2 separate regions of the Homo sapiens genome follow, and region 2 is linked to region 1. A link is a contact called in ENCODE Hi-C or POLR2A ChIA-PET data. All regions are on one chromosome and are shown on one strand. Each heading gives the region's core, a stretch centred on a gene start or an enhancer-like site at or near the end of the contact. The rest is flanking DNA. Distances are from core to core; before and after follow the strand shown. Region 1 has its middle 21 kb from the start of TEF. Region 2 holds the start of ZC3H7B (zinc finger CCCH-type containing 7B).

What was found. Hi-C counts contacts between places; a loop is a spot of excess contacts on that map. ChIA-PET counts read pairs that join two places held with the same protein, here RNA polymerase II (POLR2A). Pooled maps may share reads with other maps.
Region 2: a loop to region 1 is called in a pooled map, with 2.8 times the contacts of the local background. The contact joins the promoter of ZC3H7B here to the enhancer-like site in region 1. A Hi-C loop is called at or near these places in 6 of 50 pooled maps. POLR2A ChIA-PET finds 5 or more read pairs at or near these places in 9 of 52 experiments (AG04450, T-cell, WTC11 and 5 more).

The regions. Positions count from the first base shown.
Region 1 is chr22:41,400,773-41,404,874 of GRCh38, reverse strand. No RefSeq gene overlaps it. Among named protein-coding and RNA genes, the nearest start is that of TEF, 21 kb to the right of the region's middle. RefSeq lists a cis regulatory region at 2,328-2,341 and an enhancer at 2,263-2,407. Within about 2 kb of position 2,699, at least 26 of the 41 ENCODE cell types and tissues checked have a DNase peak (open chromatin) inside an H3K27ac peak, as active enhancers do.
Region 2 is chr22:41,300,045-41,304,094 of GRCh38, reverse strand. ZC3H7B (zinc finger CCCH-type containing 7B) reads right to left here and starts at 2,570. Exons shown (of 23, transcript NM_017590.6): 1 at 2,323-2,570. It also overlaps a transcript of RANGAP1 not described here. RefSeq lists silencers at 2,194-2,263, 2,544-2,883 and an enhancer at 1,961-2,462.

The DNA.
Region 1 (4,102 bases), core at 1,450-3,949:
AGTAGCTGGGACTACAGGTGCCTGCCACCACACCTGGCTAATTTTTTTGTTATTGTTTTTGTTTTTGAGATGGAGTCTCACTCTTTGTCGCCCAGGCTGGAGTGCAGTGGTGCGATCTTGGCTCACTGAAACCTCTGCCTCACAGGTTTAAGCAATTCTCTGCTTCCCGAGTAGATGGAATTACAGGTGCGCACCACCACGCCCGGCTAATTTTTGCATTTTTAGTAGAGATGGGGTTTCACCATCTTGGCCAGGCTGGTCTTGAACTCCTAACCTCGTGATCCACCTGCCTCAGCCTCCCAAAGTGCTGGGATTACAGGCATGAGCCACCAGGCCTGGCCCCAATTTTTTTGTATTTTTAGTAGAGATGGGGTTTCACCATATTGGCCAGGATGGTCTTGAATTCCTGAGCTCAAGTGATCCGCTCATCTTGGCCTCTGAAAGTGCCACTGTGCCCAGTCTATTCTCTCTTTTTGACAGATGGGGAAACTGAGGCTCAGAGCCAGGCTTGTCAAAGGCATATGGAGGACTGGGGGTGGTGGGATACAAATTCAGGCAGCAGATAGACTCCAAGTCCGACGCCTCTGCAGAACCCCTCATCCCAGATGCCTGGCTGAGCTACCATCCCCACCCAACTCCCTCCACGTCCCCTCCCTCCCCAGAAAGAGCCTAGAAGCACAGGCCTTGGGCGGCAGCCAGCCCTCCCTTCCTCCCAGGCTTCTGTGCAAGCCCTTGGACCACGTATGCCAGTAGCCATTGGAGGGCAGGAGGGGCGGCGGCTGAGTCAGCTGGTGCCCACAGCACTGCCTGGCACGGAGGGCCCTGGAGGCTTTGCTGAGAGGACAGATCTGGAGGCTGGACCCGAGGTCACCGCCCAGGACGTGTCTACAGCTCCACCTGGTGGTGATACAACACCGCTGTCACACCCAGCTCTGGTGTTATCCTCCCCACAGCCAGGTCAGCAGATATTTGGGGAGCAGCTACTGCTGCTGCGCATGGGCAGGCCAGGCACTGAGAACAGAGCGAGGCTGAGGAGATGTGGGGGCACGCACTCCAGGCAGAAGGAACAGCAAGTGCAATGGCTCTGAAACAGGAAGGAGTTGGGAAGACCCAGGAGGAGCAAATGGGTTAAAGAACTAGACTTGGGTGCCAAGGATGGAGAGGAAGAAAGGCAAGGCTCGGTGGTTCACATCTGTAATCTCAGCACTTTGGGAGGCCAAGGTGAAAGGATCACTTGAGGCCAAGAGTTTGAGGCCAGCCTGGGCAATACAGTTAAGACCCTGTCTCTACAGGAAATTTTTTTTTTTTTTGAGACAGAGTTTCGCTCGTCACCCAGGCTGGAGTGCAATGGCATGATCTTGGCTCACTGCAACTTCCGCCTCCTGGGATCAAGCAATTCTTCAGCCTCAGCCTCCTGTGTAGCTGGGATTACAGGTGCCCGCCACCATGCCCAGCTAATTTTTGTATTTTTGTAGAGACAGGGTTTCACCATGTTGGCAAGGCTGGTCTCGAACTCCTTAACTCAGATGATCTGCCTGCCTTGGCCTCCCAAAGTGCTGGGATTACAGGCATGAGCCACTGCATCCAGCCCCATTTTGTGCTGGTATGAATAGAGATTTATTTCTGACAGCTCGGGAAGCCGGGAAGCCCAAGATCGAGGGCTGCATCTGGTGAGGGCCCTCTTGCTGTGTCATAACGTGGCAGAAGGCATCCCATGGTGAGAGGGAGCAAGAGCTCCAACGTGCAGCTTCAAGCTCTTTGTTTTTAAGATGGAGTTTCGCTCTTCTTGGCCAGGCTGAAGTGCAATGGCCCGATCTCGGCTCACCACAACCTCTGCCTCTCGGGTTTAAGCAATTCTCCTGCCTCAGCCTCCCAAGCAGCTGGGATTACAGGCGTGCGCCACCACGCTCAGCTAATTTTTGTCTTTTTAGTAGAGACGGGCTTTCTCCATGTTGGTCAGGCTGGTCTTGAACTCCCAACCTCAGGTGATCTGCCCGCCTTAGCCTCCCAAAGTGCTGGGATGACAGGCATGAGCCACCGCACCCAGCCACCTCAAGCTCTTTTATATCCATTCGTGAGGGTGGAGGCCTTACGATGTAAACACCTTCCATTAAGACCCACCTCCCAACACTATTGCATTAGGGATTAAGTTTCCAACCCATATATTCTGGGGAGACATTCAAACCATAGCACCGTCCTGCGTGCTGTACGCTGGGAAGACATAAGAACAGTGAGGAATGGTGCACCGGGCCTTGTGCCTTAAGAGGGAGGGCCAGCTGGAGGCAACACACTGAGGCCCTTGTCCTGTCCCCTCTACCTCTGATCCTTGACCTTTGCCCCGTCCCCTCTACCTCCCTGTAGTCTGGACTTCCTGGAGTCAGCCTGAAATCCAGACCTGAGTGGACGCCCACTACTCTGTTTGGAGAAACCTATGGGACAGCTAGGCAGTGGCTTGCTGTGTGCCTAGCTCCTGATGACAGAGCTGCAGCTTAAAATAAAAGCCTCCTGCTCAGCACTTACTTAATCCTGAGGGGACCGGGCATCAGGACGCATGGTTGCGAGGATTTGCTTAAGTGAGAGGCTGATGAAAGCTCCCTGAGGGCTGGCTGGGGGGTTGGGGCACCCATCTTAAAACCTGTTTCTGATTTCCTTTGCTGCTCACCCCTATCTCTGGCTGGCAGCTTTCCCGGATTAGCTGCTGACGTCAGGAGCTGCCAGCTGGGCCAGCCTGGCACAGCCACGGGGCAGTGTGTGAAGGGCTGTCTGGTAATAGGGTGCAGTAAAGGAAGGGGGCATGTGTCCAGCTTCGGAATTTGTCCTTGAAGGAGCTGGGGTGGAGGGGAAGGAGAAGGGTCGAGATGTGCTGTCAGGCACGCACATGTGACCTGTGTAGCGCATCCTTGTTGGACAGAGAGAGAAACAGCTCAGGGAAATGGATAAGTTGTCCAAGACCACACAGCTGGTCTGACCCTGGCTGCATCCCACACCAGCTGGTAGACAACCCGCGATGGGCAGCAGCTGCTGGGACTGGAGGTGATGGTCTCCATGTAGGTCCGTACCTTCCTCTCTGTCACCATAATGGCAGCTGCTGAGTGGTGTTTGCCCTGCTCCAGGTGTCTTCGTGGGACAACTGTCTTATGAAGCTGGTGTTCGTTTTTGCTTTTGTTTTTTTTTTTTTGAGATGGAGTTTCGCCTTGTTGCCCAAGCTGGAGTGCAATGGCACTATCTCGGCTCACCGCAACCTCTGCCTCCTGGGTTCAAGTGATTCTCCTGCCTCAGCCTCCTGAGTAGCTGGGATTACAGGCATGTGCCACCATGCCTGGCTAATTTTGTATTTTTAGTAGACAGGGTTTCTCCATGTTGGTCAGGCTGGTCTCGAACTCCTGACTTCATGATCCACCTGCCTCGGCCTCCCAAAGTGCTGGGATTACAGGCGTAAGCCACCGCCCGGCCGCTGGTGTTCCATTCTACAGGTGAGAAACTGGAAGCCCAGAGAAGGGAAGTGACTTGCCCACGATCATACCCCAAATTGGTGATGGAGGCAGGGTTTGATCCTAGGACCGTCGGAGTCCAAAGCCAGTGCTCTGCCATACATACAGAGATTTCACAGCTTTGACATGTTTCAAGCCCATGCCCCTGTGCTTGCCGTGGCTGCACAGATCTCCGCTTTGAGAGAGCGCATTTGCATGCAGAGTAGAAAATACAGAGGGGGCCAGGCGCGGTGGCTCACACCTGTAATCCCAGCACTTTGGGAGGCCAAGGTGGGTGGATCACTTGAGGTCAGGAGTTCAAGACCAGCCTGGCCAGGCTGGGCACGCTGGCTCACGCCTGTAATCCCAGCACTTTGGGAGGCCGAGGTGGGACGATCACAAGGTCAGGAGATTGAGATCATCCTGGATGATACGGTGAAACCCCGTCTCTACTAAAAAATCAAAAAAAAAAAAAGTTAACTGGGCTTGGTGGCAGGCACCTGTAGTCCCAGCTACTTGGGGGAGGCTGAGGCAGGAGAATGGCGTGAACCCGGGAGGTGGAGCTTGCAGTGAGCCGAGATCACACCACTGCACTCCAGCCTGGGTGACTGAGCGATAGTCTCAAAAATAAA
Region 2 (4,050 bases), core at 1,321-3,820, 100 kb after region 1:
GTGACAGAGTGAGACCTTGTCTCAAAAAATAAAAAGAAGGCTGGGCATGGTGGCTCACGCCTGTAATCCCAGCACTTTGGGAGGCCGAAGTGGCTGGATCACGAGGTCAGGAGATCAAGACCATCCTGGCTAACACGGTGAAACCCCGTCTCTACTAAAAATACAAAAAATTAGCTGGGCGTAGTGGCGGGAGCCTGTAGTCCCAGCTACTCAGGAGGCTGAGGCAGGAGAATGGCGTGAACCCGGGAGGCGGAGCTTGCAGTGAGCCAAGATCGCGCCACTGCACTCCAGCCTGGGCGACAGAGCGAGACTCCGTCTCAAAAAAGTAAAATAAAATAAAATAAAATAAATGAAAAGTAACTTGCTAAGGTGGCCCAGGACTCTGGGAAAGGGTGACGATTTGGAGCCAGAAAACTGGGTGGGAATCCTACCTCTGCTGTCTGACTTTCCAGCAAGACACACAATTCGGCCTAAGGTTTCTTATCTAGAAAATGTCTACCTGACACAGTTGCTATGGAGGACAGATGAGCCAACACATGTGAAAGCCCTTTTGTTATAAACTAAAAAGTGATATTTGAGGGATTATTATTTTCAGATTGAGGGATTATTTTCAGATTCTCTATCCATGTCTCAACCGACATCTCAGCTTTCCTACTAAGACTCGAGAGATCAGCACATCCCACCAAGCTTCTAAGCCCCACAATAATCTACCAAAACCCCCATTCCTGTCTAACCTATACAAAAGCCAGCAGCTAAGAACACACAGCATCTACAGAACAGAAACTTTATCCCAGCTCAGGGACAACAAAGTCTCTCTCCCATCCTCAGATCTCATCCCTCCTGGACAGGTTCTTTCTTCCCACCTTAAGTCTCCCCACTTCTCAAACATGCTCCATCCAACTGTTGACCAGGTGTCATTTCCACCTTGCAGTCCAACTTCTGTGGGAGGTGGACACGGGGAAAGAAGACCACCACGGAGGGGATGGCTGTATGTGTGTAGAGGAAGTATTGGTAGTAGAACTAAAGATTCTGCCAGCATTTTGTGTCCAACACAGTTGCTACATGTACTATAATTATCTCATTTGTGTGAAAATTCAAGGATCTGCATTCTGCTATTTTCATCAGGCTGAACTGCAGATGCTGAGGAATATGGCAAGAAGTTGGGGTTCAAAGTCTGATGCCAAAGCTAGCAACCCGAGAAATAAAACCGCTGATCACCAGCTCCCCACTCAGGCCCAGCCCCCTTTTAGAGCCCCCAGACTCCCCACGCAGGGCCCTAGCCCCCTAGTCTTCCCCGTCAATGCCCTGTTGGCAATACAGCCATCAGGTTCTATCAGAGTGAGCTGTTTTTATATGATTATTTTCCCCCCTGGGAAGACGGCTTTGTCTGTGAAAGTCCCCCCAACCAGGCGCCTTATAAACGCCTAAAACAGACAGAGTTGAGGAGAAAGGAGGGGAAAGGAGGAGGGAGCAAACCCGGAGGGGGGCCCTGAGGTTCGCAGCGGGCAGGATGGGGGTATGAGGCCGGAGTCGGCGGCTCCCAGGCCCCCAGCCCCGTCAGGGCGCCCCCGTCCCCAGGCGCCAGAGCCGGGGTCCGCAGCCCCCTAGCACTCCCTGGACGGCCGCGGGCCTCCCACAGGCCTCGAAGTCCAGAGACTGATCCTGCGACCGGAAACGCCCCCCTGCCCAGCAGGCCCAGACCGCGCCCCCCTTTCCTGCCGCCCCCTTCCCGCGGGCCCGGCTGCAGGCCCCGGATCCCCGGGCTCGCGTGGCCGCCGCAGCCGAAAGGGGCGGCCCGTCGGGCGGCCCCGCTCCCCGGCCCTCGCCGCGGCCCCTCCAACTCCGGGTGCTGCGGGGCCAAGGACAACACAAAAGGAAGGGGGGCCCTGCCAGCGACGCCCCTGCCAGCCCCCGAGACCCCCTGCGCGGGGTCGGCAAAGCATCTGGACACCCCAGAAGCTCCGGACGCCGAAGAGAGAGGCCCCACGAAAATTTCAAGACACCTCCTGGGGGCTGCAGGGGCGGCCAAGTCTCCCCAGCGCCAGGTGCCCCCGGCCACACGGTAACTTTTAAACTTTGGGGCAGGGCACGGGGACCGGGATCCCCAAAAAGGAGCAAATGGGGTTTTAGAGACGATTTATTTTTTGCAAAATCCCACTTTCCAGGTGGCCCGGCGCGCGGCCCCGGCCTGGAAAGGGCTCTCTTCGCCTCTTCCCCAGCCCTGCCCGGCCCGGGCGTCCCCGAACCCTCGCGCGCGGGCGGCTCCGGACGCAGTGTCCCCGGCCTCTGCCCCGCGGGGCTCGGGCCGCGCCAAGCACTCACCTCCGCCGGGCTGCGCTCCCCGCGGGCCTGCGCCGAGCCCGATAAATGGTATGCTATGACTAGAGGTATGATTACGTTATTATTATTAGTAATAATAAGAGTAAATGCTATTTAATTACGGGCGGCCGCATCCTGCTCCCGGCGCCGCCGCCCCGGCAGCTCCGTCCATGTGGCTCTGGAGCGCTTTACTTTCATTTCCAGCCCCTCGGCTGGCCGCTCGCGGCAGCACCCGCTGGAGGCACTGTCTCCCTGCAGCTCTTCCTCCTCGGGTCCTAGAGAGCTCGGCTCCCGTCGCCTCGCCGCGCCCGGGGTGGGCGGCGCGGGCTGCGCACCTGGGGAGAAGGGCGGGGGGCGTGGGGGCGAGTCGGGGAAGCCCCATTCCCCGTCGAAAGCTCATGCCTGGAATTCACCTTTATTTTCTTTAAAAGTGTCCTGCCTTTTAGGGGGGTTTCTTTTGGCAGTTCTGCATTTCTGGGCTGATGCTGCTCAAACCCAGCGCCTCCGCCCTTCCCCATCTGTGTCAAAAGTCCCCCCGCCCCCCTTCTCCGGCTTCCAGGTGCTTTCATGGAAGGCTGCCCAAAACCCTGGTTGCGTTGTGCCCTTCTCATAGATGGGAACCGGAGACACATAGAAGAATCAGGACCTCACTTGGCTGGAGTTTTATGTATAGGATGTTAAAAAAAATATTGAATGACACTTGTTAAAGACTACAAGGCCGACTTTATTGGCATCATGATGGGTGTAGGGACCACTGCAGTGGGTTTTGCGGTCAGGGAGAGTATTTGGGCTCAATTCAGAAATCAGCATGGGCAACTGGGAATTTATGAGGAAGGAGAAAGGATCCACTGATTGAGCGCCAGTGCATAGGAAACTGCATCAGAGATGAGAGGATTCTCGCTTAAACCCATCTAACAAGATTCTTGCTGAAGGCAGGGCAAGGTGATCAGACATCACCTGGGGAATGGTGGAAAATGAGGAACCTGATTAGATATTGACAATCAGGGCTGGGTGCAGTGGCTCACGCCTGTAATCTCAGCACTTTGGGAGGCCAAGACGGGTGGATCACCTGAGGTCAGGAGTTCAAGACCAGACTAGCCAACGTGGTGAAACCCCATCTCTACAAAAATACAAAAATTAGCCAGGCGTGGTGGTGGGTGCCTGTAATCCCAGCTACTCAGGAGGCTGAGGCAGGAGAATCACTTGAACCCCAGAGGTGGAGGTTGCAGTGAGCCAAGATCATGCCATTGCACTCCAGCCTGGGCAACAAGAGCAAAACTGTCTCCAGAAATATATGTGTGTGTGTGTGTGTGTGTGTGTGTGTGTGTGTGTGTGTGTGTGTGTGTGAGTTCCCAATACCCCCTAGGCAATTTACAATGAAACACCCTTGACAACTTATCACATTTACCACCATGGTTATTATCACTCTCATTTCATCGATGAGGATGCTGAGGCCAGTTGGATTGCTGCATTTTGCCTCAAGTGAACTAGATGGCAAATGGTCTGGTGATTCCACCACCCCAGGTTGCTGGTGAAATAATGAACACATATTCTTGAAGAGGACTGTCCATCATTCAAGGGGGATTCAGCAGGACACCAGCCTCTTATCTCTTCAAGTTGGTACCAACTTGTTCAATTGTTTGGGCTGCCTAAGATGGTAAAGGGGTCTTTATTACAAGACCCCAACCAGAGGTGAGGATGCTTTGGAGAAAAGGGCCAGGAGGAGGCCGG